2 separate regions of the Homo sapiens genome follow, and region 2 is linked to region 1. Evidence: chromatin loops called from intact Hi-C (ENCODE). Cell type or tissue: ascending aorta. All regions are shown on one strand. Each heading gives the region's core, and the rest is flanking DNA. Links, peaks and the distances in the headings are about the cores only.

Evidence for each region. Hi-C counts contacts between places; a loop is a spot of excess contacts. Peaks named below come from ENCODE experiments on the same cell type or tissue, not always from the same donor. Only the 100,000 strongest peaks of a DNase experiment are listed, where the experiment ranks them.
Region 2: it touches region 1 in a loop (3-fold over the local background); 31 of 110 quality-filtered maps call a loop at or near these places.

The regions. Positions count from the first base shown.
Region 1 is chrX:115,638,659-115,647,155 of GRCh38, reverse strand. PLS3 (plastin 3) reads right to left here. Exons shown (of 16, transcript NM_005032.7): 9 at 6,653-6,748; 10 at 3,648-3,843; 11 at 2,057-2,135; 12 at 970-1,084; 13 at 621-754. Among named protein-coding and RNA genes, the nearest start is that of PLS3-AS1, 80 kb to the right of the region's middle. In ascending aorta, for the core only: a CTCF peak has its summit at 4,019 (motif pointing right); a DNase peak (open chromatin) is centred at 4,028; H3K27ac peaks cover 4,293 bases.
Region 2 is chrX:115,572,472-115,580,968 of GRCh38, reverse strand. All of the region lies in intron 1 of PLS3 (plastin 3), which reads right to left. Among named protein-coding and RNA genes, the nearest start is that of PLS3-AS1, 14 kb to the right of the region's middle. RefSeq lists an enhancer at 1,193-1,766. In ascending aorta, for the core only: no CTCF peak of the experiment used is centred there; no DNase peak of the experiment used is centred there; H3K4me3 peaks cover 1,806 bases; H3K27ac peaks cover 7,491 bases.

The DNA.
Region 1 (8,497 bases), core at 332-8,331:
GCCCCTATATTCCTTAAATTTCAAGGACTAAAGATTTCATGGAAAGAGATTCACACTATGTGAAAAAAATATTTCAAGCAGTAGTGGCTTGCTACTGATCTACTCTTTGTAGTGGTGAGAGAGGAGCAGATTGACAGTGCTTTAATGAGCAGGTCCAACAGCCCACTGTAGGCACATTTTGTACTATTCCAATAGCGGTAATGGCATAAAATAAGCTGTGCTTTGGCTGGTGCCCAGTCATAATGAATGCTTTTCAGCATTATAGTGATCTTCATCAGCATTACAGAGAGAGATCTTTATTTTCAAATGAGCATGAAGATGTTCATAATTTTGTTCTGACAATTTTTTAATTCACTGACACTAAACGAGGCCGAAATCTGTGTGTCAGGCTTCCTATTTTTTAAAAAAGGGACTAACCATAGTTCTGCTGCCTAACTTGCAAGGAAGCATCTCCCACTTAACATCCAACATATATTCATTAATTAAACTCATTTCGGAGTGTAAATATAACATATTTCAAAAGTGTAGTTATCGACATATCCACTTATTAAACACAGTAAGGACTAAATCACAGACCTGTATGATAGTAAAGACTAAACAGCTAAAATTGTGTACTATACCTTCTCATCAGCTGCCAGACTAAAGCTAAAGTCAGGGTTTGGTTCCCATCATTCAGGTCTTGCCCTCCAATGCCAACCAGGGAGAATTTAGCAGGATGCTTCCCTAATTCAACAGCATAGTTGCAGTTTTCTAGCTGCAAAGGCACAAGAGTAAATGGTTAAAGACTTCCATTTGTTTAATCTGCATACGTGTGTGTGTGTCTTGTATAATGCTAGGTATCAGCACACAAAAACAAATAAGACACAGTTTTGTCCTCAAGAAGCTCAGCGTCAAGAGTTTTAGAAACAAAAGAAATTAATCGAGAATAAAAATACTCTAACAAATATATACAGCAACTTAATTATCTACCTTTTTCATGTTGGCTCCCAGTTTCGGGTATGGAGGTTTATTAACCTTACTCCAGTCAACAGGAACTTTAATTCGTTCATATAACTGTAAGATTACCAGGGCATCTTGCAGGTCACTAATGATTTAAAAATAATGTAATCAGTGTTTTCAGGAAGCTGGGACTTGACTTTCCTTAAAAACAGTAACACTACATTGTCAAACAAGATATATAAAACCATAAATAATACCCAAGACTCATATTTTCTATCAATCTGTGCTGAAAACAGAGCTAAGACCATCCCATTCATTTATAAGTATTTATTGAGAGCTTACTGTAAGCAAGGCACTGTTCTAGAGGCTGGGCCCACAGGACAAAAATCCCTGTCCTTGCATTAGAGTCAGAGAGATAGACAATAAACAAGTACATGGATAAACAAACAATACGGGGGGTATTGGTTTGTTGACAATAAACAAACAATTTTAGGGGTGTATGTAAGTGCTATTAAGAAAAAAAGGAACTAGGGTTAGGGGTTAGAGAGTAGCAGGTGGTAGTCAGGAAATCTTTGAATCAGTGACTGGAATACAGTAAGGATACGAGCCACTATATGCGAGCAAAGAACGTTCCAGGCTGAGAGAACAATGAACCAAAGTCCCTGAGTTGTTGTGGATGGTCTACTTAAAGGATTCCCTGGTCTCTGTTTCTTTCTTTTTTACCTTTCTTTTTTTTTCCCTCTTAGAGATAGGATCTCACTTTGTTGCCCAGGCTGGAGTACAGTGGCACAACCATAGCTCACTGAAGCCTCAAACTCCTGGGCTCAAGCAATGCCCCCACCTCAACCTCCCAAACAGCTGTTTCAAAATATAAAGTATTTGCTCCCTAGGGTACTATAAAGACATTTATATATTCTATCACTTACAGTTAACGATCATGTAAAGGAATACTTAAAGCTTTTGTGTATTTGGAAAATGATGATGGAAATCACCACTTGACATTTTCCAATATAAATAATAGCTACAAATTAATATCTAGAAAATCTTTAGAGCTGTCATTATTTAACATCCATTCATGACATTCGTAACTGTTTACAATAGCAGTAGGAAGGCTTACGCATAGAGATGGTTTACGTGAGGATTGACACCAAGAGAGTTCATCCAGTTACGGAAGGTTCTTTCTTCACGAGTTTCTCCTGTTAAGAATATTCACAAAATTTACTGATTCATTAAACACTTTATGTATGTGCATATAGTGCCAATACACATATTAGATTATTTTATCTCTCTATTCAGATCTAGAATTTTTCGATAATACGAGTTTCCAAGCATTCTTCTAAGTACATACATTCTCTCTAGGTACAGGCTTATTTTTAAAATTTGAATTTATTTTAAAATTAAAGAATACAACCTTATTCTAACCAGTTAAGCAATTTAGAGGTTTATGAACTTTTTATAGTCTCCTTCTCAAATCTTTCTCCAATATTTCCTCGAATCTGCATCCCTCAAAGTAACTGATGTTATCAGTTAAGTTACTGGTTTTATAGAAATATCAGTGGACACTCAATGAATTACTATTTGCATTATTTATTTATTTATTTATTTATTTATTTATTTTTGAGATGGAGGTTTGCTCTTGTTGCCTAAGCTGGAGTGCAATGGCACGATCTCAGCTCACTACAACCTCTGCCTCCCAGGTTCAAGGGATTCTCCTGCTTCAGCCTCCCGAGTATCTGGATTACAGGTGCGCACCACAATGCCTGCCTAATTTTTTGTATTTTTAGTGGAAACGGGGTTTCACCATGTTAGCCAGGCTGGTCTCGAACTCCTGACCTTAGGTGATCTGGCCACCTTGGCCTCCCAAAGTGCTGGGATTACAGTCGTGAGCCACCGCGCCTGGCTGCATTTCTTAATTTTTATAGACTACGCTTCACACATATATAATCTGGAAAAGGTAAACTCTGCCTTTCCAAAACTTAAAAAAAAATTAGTATATATTATCATTTGTTTCTTGAGGAGGTAAAGGTGAAAGGAGTTGGGGTTAGTTCCAGTTACATTGACTGTGGATGAATGAAACATAAATATATGCTAAATTTACAGGTCAAACTGAATGCATATGTGCACTTTTTCCTGGTGAGAGGATTAAAAAGTGGTCTAACCCTAAATATTAAAACTAAATACTGATTTACTAAGTGGCTTTACATTAAGCGACTCGACTACTTTTTATTTTTTTTATTTATTTTTTGAGATGGAGTCTTACTCTGTTGCCCAGGCTGGAGTGCAATAGCGCGATCTCGGCTCACTGTAACCTCCGTCTCCCAGATTCAAGTGATTCTCCTGCCTCAGCCTCCCGAGTAGCTGGGATTACAGGCATGTGCCACCACGCCCCAGCTAATTTTTTAATTTTTCGTAGAGACGGGGTTTCACCATGTTGGTCAGGCTGGTCTCAAACTACTGACCTCAGGTGATCCGCCCATGTCGGCCTCCCAAAGTGCTGGGATTACAGCTGTGAGCCACCGTGCCCGGCCTCGACTACTTTACTTTAAAAGTTCACTTGTATCGTACTTTCCTGCCAGTTTTTACTCAGCATCTGCCATCTACTTCTTGTAGATATAAAAAAACTTATTAAGTCTAGATTGTAAAATCATTGTGGCCTATGTATTTCTACTCTATAGTCCCACACATTCGAAATTGAGGTTTTTAGTTACCTTCTAATAGAGTCCAGTCAATATCCTGGTTCTCTGGCTTAGTTAGTGCTGGGTATTTATTAAACAGGTTAGCCACGAAAGCTAAGTTGAGTTTGGGGTTTCCACTGACAACATCAGCAGGGGTAACAAACTGTCTGCAACCTAATTTATCTGCTTGTTGAAGCATACTCTCAGCTCTCTTCAAATCATCTGTTTCCTGTTGAAACAAAATCGGAAGACTTTGTCAAAGGCCACACTAAAAATATAGAAAATTTCCCCACTGTCATAGTCTGGGTATACAGTTCTACTTTCTTTTAGCTAACATATGGTACTTATTATAAAATTGTTTTGAATGCAAAAAAAAAGGTTGGCCCTCTTGGAGATGCAGTACCTGTAATATACACTAGATGGCGCCAGATCACACAGCAAACTACTGAGTACATTTAACTAAATTGCATTAAGAAAGAAGTTACGTAAAAGGTTGGGGGAAACTCCCAGATTTTGTTTGAAAATCTGTAGAGAAAAATATACATTCACCATCTTCACTTTCTCTGGTTCCACTTTTCCTTTTTTCCTTCTCAATAGGAAAACAGCTTCAATTGTCCTTTTAAGCCACCTCAAGTTAAATATTCAGATATTTTCAGTAGAATTATGTTAAAATTTTTTTTCAAATGTACTTTATCTACAATGAATCTCAATTAATTATTAAATGTGAAAGGGTATTAACTGTAGTCCTACTTAAGTCTCCTTTAGAAAATGGTGTTCATTTTCTGTAAATTGTGGGTTCATTCTCTTCAACCTGGCTTATTTTATTTTATTTTGCTGATTTACTACTTTCTGCTTTGGAGTTTCTCCTTTTTTCTACTGGCTCTCAGCTGAACTTCACTGAGGCTTCTGGGTACTGTGCATTAAGTCAATGAGCTTCATGACAGAGTGGACTCCTTGGAACCCTGGAACCTCTGGGGCTGTGTTATGCAGCAGAAGGAACTAGAAAGGAGGGCACTGCTGGAGAGCGAGCTAGAGAGAGAGGAAGTTGTGCTGAGCTGTGGAAGTAGGCTTCCCTGGCTGAGGGAGAAGACAGACACCTTCATTCATGTCATGCTCAAATCCCAAGGGAAATGCTTGTGAACTGTTGCTTGAATTGAAGAGAAGCAGAGAATCTATTTCCACTGATTTCTTTTGAGCGTAGGGAGAATGGTGGAAGGCAAGACCAAGGATTAATCTCAGGGAATTGAAGGATTAAAAAAGTTAGGACGAAAGGAAGGGATTTTTTCCATTACAAAGACGAAGAGAAAAAAGTTAAATTGAAATAAAAAACAGGTAAAACTGTTCAGAGTTAAAATTAGGCCTTGGTTGGACGTGGTGGCTCACGCCTGTAATCCCAGCACTTTGGGAGGCCGAGGCAGAAGGATTGCTTGAGCCCAGGAGTTCGAAACCAGCCTGGCCAACATGGCGAAACCTCGTCTCTTAAAAAAAAAAAAAAAAAAAAAAGACCCTAAAGAAGGTGTAAAGCTGAAAAAGATGAAGGACACTGAAAACCATGAGAACAGCATGAGCAAAGGCACCTGGGTGGTGGTGGGAAGGAAGGTTGGGGTGGGGAACACAGACTTTTGGGGAAATAACACTGGCTAGATTTTAGAGCAAGATTTGTAGGGTGAGTGCCAAGCAGAACATTTCAGACTGAATTCTAGAGTCAACAGAAGAATCCTTGTCGGATTCTGAAGAGGGAAGAGACAAAAGAGTGTTTTAAGATCAATTGGAAAGGATTGACTAGAGAAGGGGTGTATCAGAATCGGTTAGCATACTGATGCCATTTACCCTGGTATCAGATCACATGGCTAGCCAACCCAGACAGCTCCCTTCTTGGACAAGATGGCCCCTCATCCCTACCAAGAGTGACCTGAGCTGAAGAGTTTTGCATTTAACATACAGACAGAAATATAAGCACACAAGTCAGTTACAAATTCAGTTCTGATAAGGGCAGCATAAAAATGGTTTAGCCACGTAAGGCACGGTGGCTCACACCTGTAATCCCAGCACTTTGGGAGGCCGAGGCGAGTGGATCACCTGAGGTCAGGAGTTCAAGACCAGCCTGGCCAACATGGTGAAACCCCATCTCTACTAAAAATATAAAACTAGCTGGGCATGGTGGTGGGCGCCTGTAATCGCAGCTACTCGGGAGGCTGAGGCAGGAGAATTGCTTGAACCCAGGAGATGGAGGTTGCAGTGAGCCGACACGGTGCCACTGCACTCCAGCCTCAGCAACAGAGTGAGACTCTGTCTCAAAAAAAAAAAAAAAAAAAAGAAAGAGAAGAAAAATGGTTTAGCCAATGTAATCCACTCCATCCTATGGCATAATAGGCTAGATATGTGGATTTTGTTAATTAGTAGCATGCATTCCATATCTAATGGGTACAAAAACCACAGATTCCTAGAAACTTGGGACTAAATAGTTCACTCTAACTCCTTACTTTATGGATGAACAAAGTGAAATCCAATTTTGAGAAGGAACTTGTCCAATGTCACTAAACAAATTAGTGACATAACCAGGGAACATGGTCTCTGAGAGTAATTCCCTAAATTAGATTTCATAGATTGGGAGTTTGTAAAACATAATCACATTACTCTCAACACAGGAATATGAATATATAGTCACTAAATCTATTACTGTGGTTATAATCCAAATACTTGGAAAAGGTTTTCATATAGTCACTAAATCTATTACTGTGGTTGTAATCCAAATACTTGGAAAAGGTTAGCTTCTAGTTACTTATTTCCCCATACTTGTTTTGAATATTTTATGCCATCCATATAAATCAATACCACAACAACGATGGAATTCACTAACAATCAAAATAAATCAAAGCTAGTTTTCTGGCCTCTGAATTACATGTACAGTAATACATTTTAAAATAATGCTTAAAATTGCCAACTCTACTTCATACGATTATAAAAATTATTGTACTTATAAGAAATTGACAATAATTTTGCAAGATTGTAGAATTCAAAAGAGCACTTATACTTACATTGAAACCTGACATGTTAATATCTATCCGTGGTTCACCTTCCTTTTGTCCTTTTGGTGCGATTTGATTGAGAAGATGGAAATAGGCTTTGGAATCCTACAAAGAATTGAAAATGTCAGTGAGATCACAGTTACAAGGAATGAATGTATCCTATTGTCCCATGTTTGGAAGGCTATTTGCATTGGATTTTTTGAGAATAAATGGCACAAATCTCTGCCTTTTAATTTAACAGGTGTTTTCCCCAGAAAAGTCCATCTATCTGCCTTATATCTGTCTTGCATATGGATGAACTGGATTTTGACATGACTTCGCAATTATTAAAGTCATCAATACAATAATGCTAATAAACATATAACCAGTTCTGTACCTTCACTGAATTACTGAAGTCAATAAGCTTGACAGACAAAACAAGCATTTAAAAAAGTAGGAGAGCAGAAATCCAGGAAGCATAGAAGAAAGAGAAAATAAACAGGTTATATCATTACAAAGCACAATGCATATACCACAACCTACGAAGAAGAGATTAGCTATGTTAAAGATGTATTTAATTGTAAATTTAAATGACAAAAGCATTAAATGGTAAACATTTTAGTTGCTAAAATAACACTGAACCCTCTATGATCTGAATGTACTTAACAAAACAAAGGTCTCTTTTCGTTTTAAACCCCTGGACTAAATCACTTGAATGTTGTTTTCTTAGAATCCCAATACATAAAACAATGGGGTTGGCTCACAGTCAACATGAATTCAGGTTGTGTGGACAACTCCACAAAACACAGCTTGAAAACTATTGTACTTGCACAAACGCTTATTAAGAACCTTTACACACGTGTCAAGTAAATTCCTGCATCTTTGGAATGCTAGAGGACCGGAATTTGAGTCAAGATTCCTTAATCCTGCCATATGTGAAGACCACCTTCCAGCTACGATATTAATAGTTTCCTGTTACTGGGCTTTGAAGGTCCAGACAGGCTATGAAGGAGTGTTTCTCATAGTCTATGTGCATACTAACCCCTGAGGAAGTTACTCAATATGTGAATTACTGAATCCAATTCCTGAGCTACCAAATATAAATGTCTGGGAGCTGCCCAGAAAGGTGCCTTTTAAACCAGTTACCCAGGTGAGTTTGAAACTTGGTGCCATAAATGATTCTAAGAATGGGGAAAATCAGGTAATTGAAAGCTATTTCAGAGCAATTCATAAAATGCCAACTCCGATTCTATCATTTGGGGGCATAGCATTTACCTCTTAAGGAATAGTGTACTACAATTGCGAAAGTGCTTTCACTTCCAATTACTTGCTAAAGCTACACAAACAATTTATAATAAACCTATGCTCTTGAGAAGAACAAGTAAAGAGCAGACCCAGCAAAATCTGTATTTACTACCCTGAAAAGGGCTTTACAGGTGAAAATTTGAACTTGAATACAGATAAACTGGAAGTTAGTTTTCACATTACCAAACAATTATTTCCTTTTTAAAAATATTGATGGCCGGGGGCGGTGACTCATGCCTGTAATCCCAGCACTTTGGGAGGCCGAGGTAGGCAGATCACGAGGTCAGGAGATCGAGACCATCCTGGCTAACACGGTGAAACCCCATGTCTACTAAAAATACAAAAAAAATTAGCCAGGCATGGTGGCGGGTGCCTGTAGTCCTAGCTACTCAGGAGGCTGAGGCAGGAGAATGGCGTGAACCTGGGAGGTGGAGCTTGCAGTGAGCCGAGATGGCGCCACTGCACTCCAGCCTGGGCGACAGAGCAAGACTCCATCTCAAAAAAAAAAATAAACAAAAAATAATTTAAAAAATAAAAAATAAAAAAATTCAAAGCAGGCTTCATTTACAA
Region 2 (8,497 bases), core at 261-8,260, 66 kb after region 1:
AGACCAGGAGTTTGAGACCAGCCTGGGCAACATAGTGGGACCCCATCTCCACACAAAAAATTTAAAAAATAAAAAAGAAACTGCTAATTAATATTCATTCAATAATTTCAAAATCATAAAAATACACATTTCTTCAGAAAATAAGAACTAGCGTTAGACTTTGGAAGGAACTAAATTGTTTTCCTTAACAGAATTACCATTTTTAACTTTATTAACATTACATATGCAATTTCAAAAGTCTAATTCATTAAATCAATTCCTCTCAAAATCCTAGAACAGTTTTTGTAGTTATAGACAAGCTTCTTTTAAAAATTAACATGGAAAGGAACAAGCCTTAGAACATCTAAAACTGTTGAAAAATAAGGTGAATAGACTCCACCTGGCATTAAGTCAGACTATGTAGCTACAGTAATCAAGACAGTGTGATACTGACAGAGCAACAGATACTCAAAACAACGGAACAGAAGAGAACCCAGAAACAGATTTACACAAATATATTCAATGATTTTTCACAAGGGTGCAAAAAACCATGTCAGTAGACGAGGACAAACACAGTCCAAAACAAAAAATAAGAAACTTCAACCCAAACTTCACACCTTACACAAAAGTTAGCTCAAAACAGATCACAGACCTAAATGTAAAACATAAAACTATAAAACTTTAGGGGGGAAAGAGAAATTCTTCAGGAACCTGATTTGATGAAGAGTTCTCGGACATGACACCAAAAATCAATCCATAAAAGGAAATACTGATAAAGTGGGCCTCACCAAATAAATCCTTTTGTTCTATGAAAGATTCTGTTCAGAAGATGAAAAGATAAGCTACAGGCGAGGAGAAAATATTTGTATGCCACATATCTGATAAAGAATTAGACTCTAGAATACATAAAGACCTCTTAAAATTCCACAACAGTAAAAACACAAATAATCCAATTAGAAAACAGACAAAAGGGCCAGGCATGGTGGCTCATGTCTGTAATCCCAGCACAGTAGGAGGCCAAGGGCGGAGTACTGCTTGAGGCCAGACGTTTCACATCAGCCTGGGCAATATAACAAGACCCCAACTCTACAAAAAATAAAATGGTGGTGTGCACCTGTAGTCCCAGCTACTTGGGAGGCTTAGGCAGGAGAATCACTTGAGCCCAGGATGTTGACGCTGCAGCGAGCCGTGATTGCGCCACTGCACTCCAGCCCGGGCAACAGAGCAAGACCCTGTCTCAAAAATGAAAGAAAATAGGTAAAAGACATGAACAGACATTTCACTGAAGAGGGCAAACAGATGGGAAATAAGTGCATAAAAAATGTTAAACATCATTAGTTATTATGAAACTGAAAATGCAACTACAATGAGCTATCACTACACACCTATCAGAATGGCTAAAATGAAAAACAGTGACACCACCAAAGGCTGGCAAGGATGTGGAAAAACTGGATCACTCATACATTGCTGGTGGAAGCACACAATGGTACAGTCACTCTGGGCAAACACTTTGGCAATTTCTTATAAAATTAAACATGCAACTCTCATACAACTCAGCATTTGCACTCTTCCGGCATTAATCCCAGAGAAACGAAAACTGAAGTTCACACTAACACCTGTATACAAATACTTGTGATAACTAAAAAACTGGAAATGGCCCAGATATCCTTCAATGGGTGAATGGTTAAATAAACTTTGTTACATACACACCATGGAATACTATTCAACAATGAAAAGGAACGAGGTATTGACATACACAACAACTTAGGTTGAATCTCTAAGAGAATTACGCTCAGAGAAAAAAAGCTAATTCCCAAAGGCTACATACTATATATCATTCCATTTATATAATATTTTTAAATGACAAAATTATAGACATGGAGAACAGATTAGTGGTTTCCTGGGGTCAAAAATGGAGGTCAGGGGAGGAAGGAGGTGTGTGTTGTTATCAAAGGACAATAAAAGGGATTCTACTGGTAATGAAACTCATTTGCCTCTTGTCTGTATCAGTGTCAACATTGTGGTTTTGCTATTGTACTATGGTTTTTTAAGAGTTTACCATTGGAAGAAACTGGGTAAAGGTACACAGGATCTCTTTGTGCCATTTCTTACAAGTAGGTGTGAATCTACAATTATCTCAAAATAAAAAGTTTAATTAAAAAATCTAATTCAGAATTAAACACAGAATATAGTATAATTAAATTAATAGGGAAAATGAAGAACATTTACTTGTATTAATTCTATATCCTGCTTTAAACATTATTCCCACTTTATCTTTTTTTTTTTTTTTTTTTTTTTGTGCAGTGGCGTGATCTCGGCTCACTGCAAGCTCCGTCTCCCGGGTTCACGCCATTCTTCTGCCTCAGCCTCCCGAGTAGCTGGGACTACAGGCGCCCGCCACCACGCCAGTCTAATTTTTTGTATTTTTAGTAGGGACGAGGTTTCACCGTGTTAGCCAGGATGGTCTCGATCTCCTAACCTCGTGATCCGCCTGCCTCAGCCTCCCAAAGTGCTGGGATTACAGGCGTGAGCCACCACGCCTAGCTTTATCTTTTCAAAACTTTTTTGACATAACTTCTGACACAATATTCTTAGCATATATAGTCAGTTCATGACTCCACTAGAGTGTTTGATCTGGGTGAAAGTTATTTTTTTCTGTTCAATACCAAAATAAAAAGGAGTTGTCATAAAGGAAAATTTCAGGGCTGAAACACATCAATGTATGATGATTTAGGTATCTGTTATTAGAAATATTTTTTACTTGTTCAAGTGACACTTCTCCCCAAACATTCACATGGATACTCCTTGATTTCCTTCATATCTTGCCTGAAATATCTCCCTCTCAGTAATGCCTTCTGTGACCACATATTTTGAAATGGCAATACCCTTCTTCCCACTTCCTATACCATTAATCTTACTTTTTCTCCATAACACATTAGCATATAATATATAAAATCATTGTTTATTTTCTATCTCTCCCCTAGTAGGATGTAAGCTTCATAAAGACGGTGATTTTTGTCTGTTTCATTGACGGCTGTAATCCCCAGTGCCTAGAATAGTATCTGACATATATAAGGTGCTCGGTAAGTACTTGAATAAGTCAATGAATAGATGAATGAAATGGACATTTTTTTTTCTAGGCAAGGAGTAATACAGAGAGGAAACACTGACTCTGAGAATGATAAAATCCAGTTTAGAAGAAATCAGGAGTGGGCCAGGCATGGTGGTTTACTCCTGTAATCCCAGCACTTTTAGAGGCCGAGGCGGGAGGATCAGTTTAGGTCAGGAGTTCCAGATCAGCCTGGCCAACATGGCGAAACCCCATCTCTACAAAAAACACAAAAATTATCCAGACGTGGTGGTGCACGCCTGTAATCCCAGCTACTTGGGGAGCTGAGGCACGAGAACTGCTTGAACCTGGGAGGCAGAGGCTGCAGTGAGCCGAGATCACGGGACTACTCTCCAGCCTGGGCAACAGAGCAAGATTCCGTCTCAATTAAAAAAAAAATCAGGAGTGATAAACCCTATAATGTATATTCAATATACTGGAATTAGAGTTTTCAAAAACTTTTGGATATATTACATACAATATAGGAAACTCTTTATGATCAGTGTTTAGGATTGAAGTTTTGTCAGCATGTGACTACTCTGGGTTGAATATGACCTAGAAAAATAGCTTACCACTGTAAAGCTATTGCTAATGCATTTCCATTAGCTAGGGAAGAGCTTGTCAGACTCAAAGCAAGTTGCTTTAGTCATGGGTGATATGAGTTTCAGAGAGTTCATGGTAACTTTATTGAGATAGCATTTGTCATTTTATTAATCTCTGAAAGAAATTAAGTGTAGATACAAACTGATTCAGGGAAGAGGCACTGCTACTAAACAAAGTTGACCCTGGACATGGAGTTTAAATATATAGTGAGAAGAATGATGGATCAGTTCCATTACTACAATCTGGGTCTCCAGTGATGGCGACCTGATCCTCCACCATTGTCCTGGAGCACTCTATGCTGAGGCAAGCCAAAATCAGACTTCAGTTGCCTCCTTTGTAAAAATCAGTAGGTGGATTAGACTCAGCTCTTCAAACGATGGCACACTGTTTTATTTATGTTAGTGTGCCAGGCACATTGTTAATAATTAGCAAAGGCCTATTAAATACGCAGGAAGTTCTAAATGGGACTCCAGAAAGTTGCACCTTTTTTTTGACTTAACTCCAGCCCACCTTTCTCAGGGAAGCCTATCCTTTCCTAAAGGATCTGCAAGGTTCCGCCTGCCCATAAGAGTAAGGAGACTGGATCCCAAAAATTTCGCTGTGGGTTGAATCTGGAAAATAATGACAGAGTAAAGTTCTATGAGTCATTAGCTGTTTTGATCTGGTGAATCTGGGGTCAAGGGTGCTTAAAAGAATAATCTGAAATTGCAGGATATTATTTTATTTTATTTTTTTGAGACAGGATCTCTCTCACCCAAGCTGAAATACAGAGGCGTGATCACGGGATCAAGCAACCCTCCCACCTCAGCCTCCTGAGTAGCTGGGACTATAGGCGCACGCCACCATGCCTGGCTAATTTTGTTTTATTTTTAGTAGAGATGAGGTCTCGCTATGTTGCCCAGGCTGGTGTCAAACTCCTGAGCTCAAGTGATTCTCCTGTCTCGGCCTCCTAAAGTGCTGGGATTACAGGCATGAGCCGTCATTTCCGGCCTGGTGATTCTTTTAATCATCTTTTTATATTCCTTCATTCTCATATTCACCCCAAAAGGTCAAAAGATAAAGACTCCCTCAAACTTACTGTCAAAATACCTAAACGTAAAACACTAATGTCTTCTTAAAAATATTAAGTGTTAGAGGCTAATTTACTTATCATTATGGCCCTTTGTGAGTTTTGAATTTTGTTCTATATGGATATATTTCACACTTGAATAGTACATTTAAAAGTAAATATATTAGCTGTGCTCAATAATGCTTTTGGTTGATTGAACCCATTGCATTTCAAAGCATTTATCATGTACTTTTGTACTCCTTAATACTGCTTGCCTTTGCTCCTTAGTGTTCAAAAAATGTGATTAAACAAAACTGTGCTAAATGTTTATTATACAATAAGTTTTAGAAAAGATGATTATACAGCATTTACAGGCTTTCTATTATTCCAGTATAAATACTACTAAGGAAAACGTTATTGAGAACAAGTCGATGATAAGCCAATAAGCATCAGGAAACAAGAAAAAAAATAGCTAAACTTAGATAGAGGCCAGGCGCGGTGGCTCACGCCTGTAATCCCAGTACTTTGGGAGGCCGAGGCGGGTGGATCACGAGGTCAGGAGATTGAGACCATCCTGGCTAACACGGTGAAACCCCGTCTCTACTAAAAATACAAAAAATTAGCCAGGTGTGGTGGCGGGCGCCTGTAGTCCCAGCTACTTGGGAGGCTGAGGCAGGAGAATGGCGTGAACCCGGGAGGCGGAGCTTGCAGTGAGCCGAGATGGTGCCACTGCACTCCAGCCTGGGCAGCAGAGCCAGACTCCGTCTCAAGGAACAAAAAATAACAAAAAAACTTAGATGGAAAAATCGGTAGTGCTTAATCAAAGCAAGGATTTATATTAAGAGCAGAGTGGTAATAAGTGAAATGTTATCTTGTCAGCACCACCTCTAACTCATTAGGGGACTCATGGATAGACACTTAATGTTTGCATGTCCCATTATTTATGATAGCCATAGTGTAGAAACAACCCCAAATATCCATCGATGGACAAATGGATAAACAAAATATGGTGTACAATGAAATATTATCCAGCCATAAAAAGGAATAGAGTACTGATACTTGCTACAAGGTGTGTGAACCTTGAAAATGTTAGGCTAAGTGAAAGAAACTAGTCACAAAATACCACCTATTATATGACTCCATTTATATGTAATGTCCAGAACAGGGAACTCAATGGAGACAGGAAATAGTTCAGTGGTTGCTTAGGGTTGCAGGGGTAGAGTGCTGTGGAAGGTGATAGCTAAAGTGTATGGGGTTTCTTTCTGAGGTGATGAAAATGTTTGAAAATTGACTGGTGAAGGTTGCATGTTATCTGTGAATATACTAAAATCTATAAAAATAGATGGTATGGGGCCGGGCGCGGTGGCTCACGCCTATAATCCCAGTACTTTGGGAAGCCGAGGTGGGCGGATTACCTGAGGTCGGGAGTCTGAGACCAGCCTGACCAACATAGAGAAACCCTGTCTCTACTAAAAATACAAAATTAGCCAGGTGTGGTGGCACATGCCTGTAATCCCAGCTACTAGGGAGGCTGAGGCAGGAGAATCGCTTGAATCTGGGAGGCGGAGGTTACGGTGAGCCGAGATCGTGCCATTGCACTCCAGCCTGGGCAACAAGAGCGAAACTCTGTCTCAAAAAAAAAAAAAGTATGATATTATGTCTCAATAAAGCTGGCATAAAAGTCAAAATATTAATATGTCCCAATTTCTTCTTTGACTCTACAGTTTAGCAGTTCTCACAATGAAAACACTATCGATAACATTCACTCATAATATTCACTGAAAACAACTAAAACCTAAAGGAAAAATAAACTAAGGAAGCCATTTGTTTAGTCTTCTTACAGGCTCCCATCATTATGTATTTTATGCAATGTAATTCATAAATCACTGATTTCCTGATTAGATTTTCCCAATTCAATCGTTATCAGCAAGGAGCATTTATGGCCATCCATGTTTCACTCTTTCAAATATAAATATCAAGACCCGTTGTGTGCCAGGTGAACTGTGAAAGGAACTAGGAAAATGGGGCTTTTTCTCAGGGCTTATTTCCTTTCTCCCTAAAAGTACAGCTCTTTCCCATGGTACATGGCAGAAATTTATTGCTGCTCTTGAAGAAAACCATATACAGTGGTCACAGTACATGGCTTTGATGCTATCCCACCAAATGAAACAACTGTTAGATTTGAAATCCTACGTATTCCTGCTCAATTTGAATTCTGTGACAATGGGACAGGCAAGGTGGCTCATGCCTGTAATCCCAGCACTTTGCGAGGTCGAGGTGGGCAGATCGCTTGAGGCCAGGAGTTCGAGACCAGCCTGGTCAACACAGTGAAAACCCATCTCTACTAAAAAATACAAAAATTAGCCAGGCATGGTGGTGTGCACCATAATCCCAGGCACTTAAGAGGCTGAGGCGGGAGAATTGCTTGAACCTGGGACGCGGAGGTTGCAGTGAGCCGAAATCATGCCACTGCACTCCAGTCTGGGCAACAGAGCGATACTCCATCTCAAAAAATAAAAAAATAAAGTCTGTGGCCAGAAGTTCAAGGCAGGAAATTAAGGTGTCAGCTATACCTGTAGTTGCTTGCTATTATCCACGAGTCAAAATAAAACTTAACGGAATACTTTACTACAGAAAGTATAAGAGCTGCATGTGCAAGTAATGGTGAATAGATGTTTTTGGGGACTTCTGCATACATGAATATTTCCACAGCTGCAGAATCAACTACTGCAGAAGTACATGCTGGGCGCAACATCTACAATTTAGTAAAGCTGGAAAGAATTTTATTTTTGTAAAAACTAAATGGGGTGTGGCTCGTTTTCTTGCCAAAGGGCTATTTTATTCCAAGACACTGGTGTCTGCTGACCTTCATTTGTAGGCTGAGCAATGTTCTATTTAAGTAACATTAACTCATAGTGGGCTCTTTTTTGGTATGCAATAATTATTGCAAAGAAATAACAATGTTTAAATGAGATTTGTTCTTAGTTTAGATTTGATTATATTGGGTTATAAGTGAATTTCTTTGTTCACACAAGGTTTATATTTAGAAATTATTTTATGCTGAGAAAAAAGGCTGTATTTAAATTCATTTTCTTTTTTTTTCCTTTCTTTCTTTTTTCTTTTTTTTTTTTTTTTTGAGACGGAGTCTCACTCTTGTCACCCAGGCTGGAGTGCAATGGCGCAATCCCGGCTCACTGCAACCTCTGCCTCCCAGGTCCAAGCAATTCTCTCACCTCAGCCTCCCAAGTAGCTGGGATTACTTGCGCTTGCCACCACACTTGGCTAATTTTTGTATTTTTAGTAGAGACGGGGTTTCACCATGTTGGCCAGGCTGGTCTCGAACTCCTGACCACAGGTATCCACTTGCCTCGGCCTCCCTAATTGCTGGGATTACTGGCATGAACCACCGGGCACGGTCTAAATTCATTTTCTACATTTATGAATATTTTTAGGTTTCATGAGAACCAAGATTATTTTTGTGTCTTTCTGTTCTACTAGACTGGAGGAGTATCTTATCCGTCTTTGTAGCCCTAGCACCTAACAGTCTGCATTAAACTTATGGTAGTTGAATGAATAATGAAACCATTCCACAAATAGACTAATTAAGCAATTGTGCATGTTAGTATATTTGGTTAACTATTACTTCATCTGTAGTTTGTACCATCTTAATATATACTTAAGAACTTTGGGCACGTTTAAAAGTTTCCTTGAGTTTTACATCTATTTACCAATGGTCTATAAGCCTTCTTTTATACAAC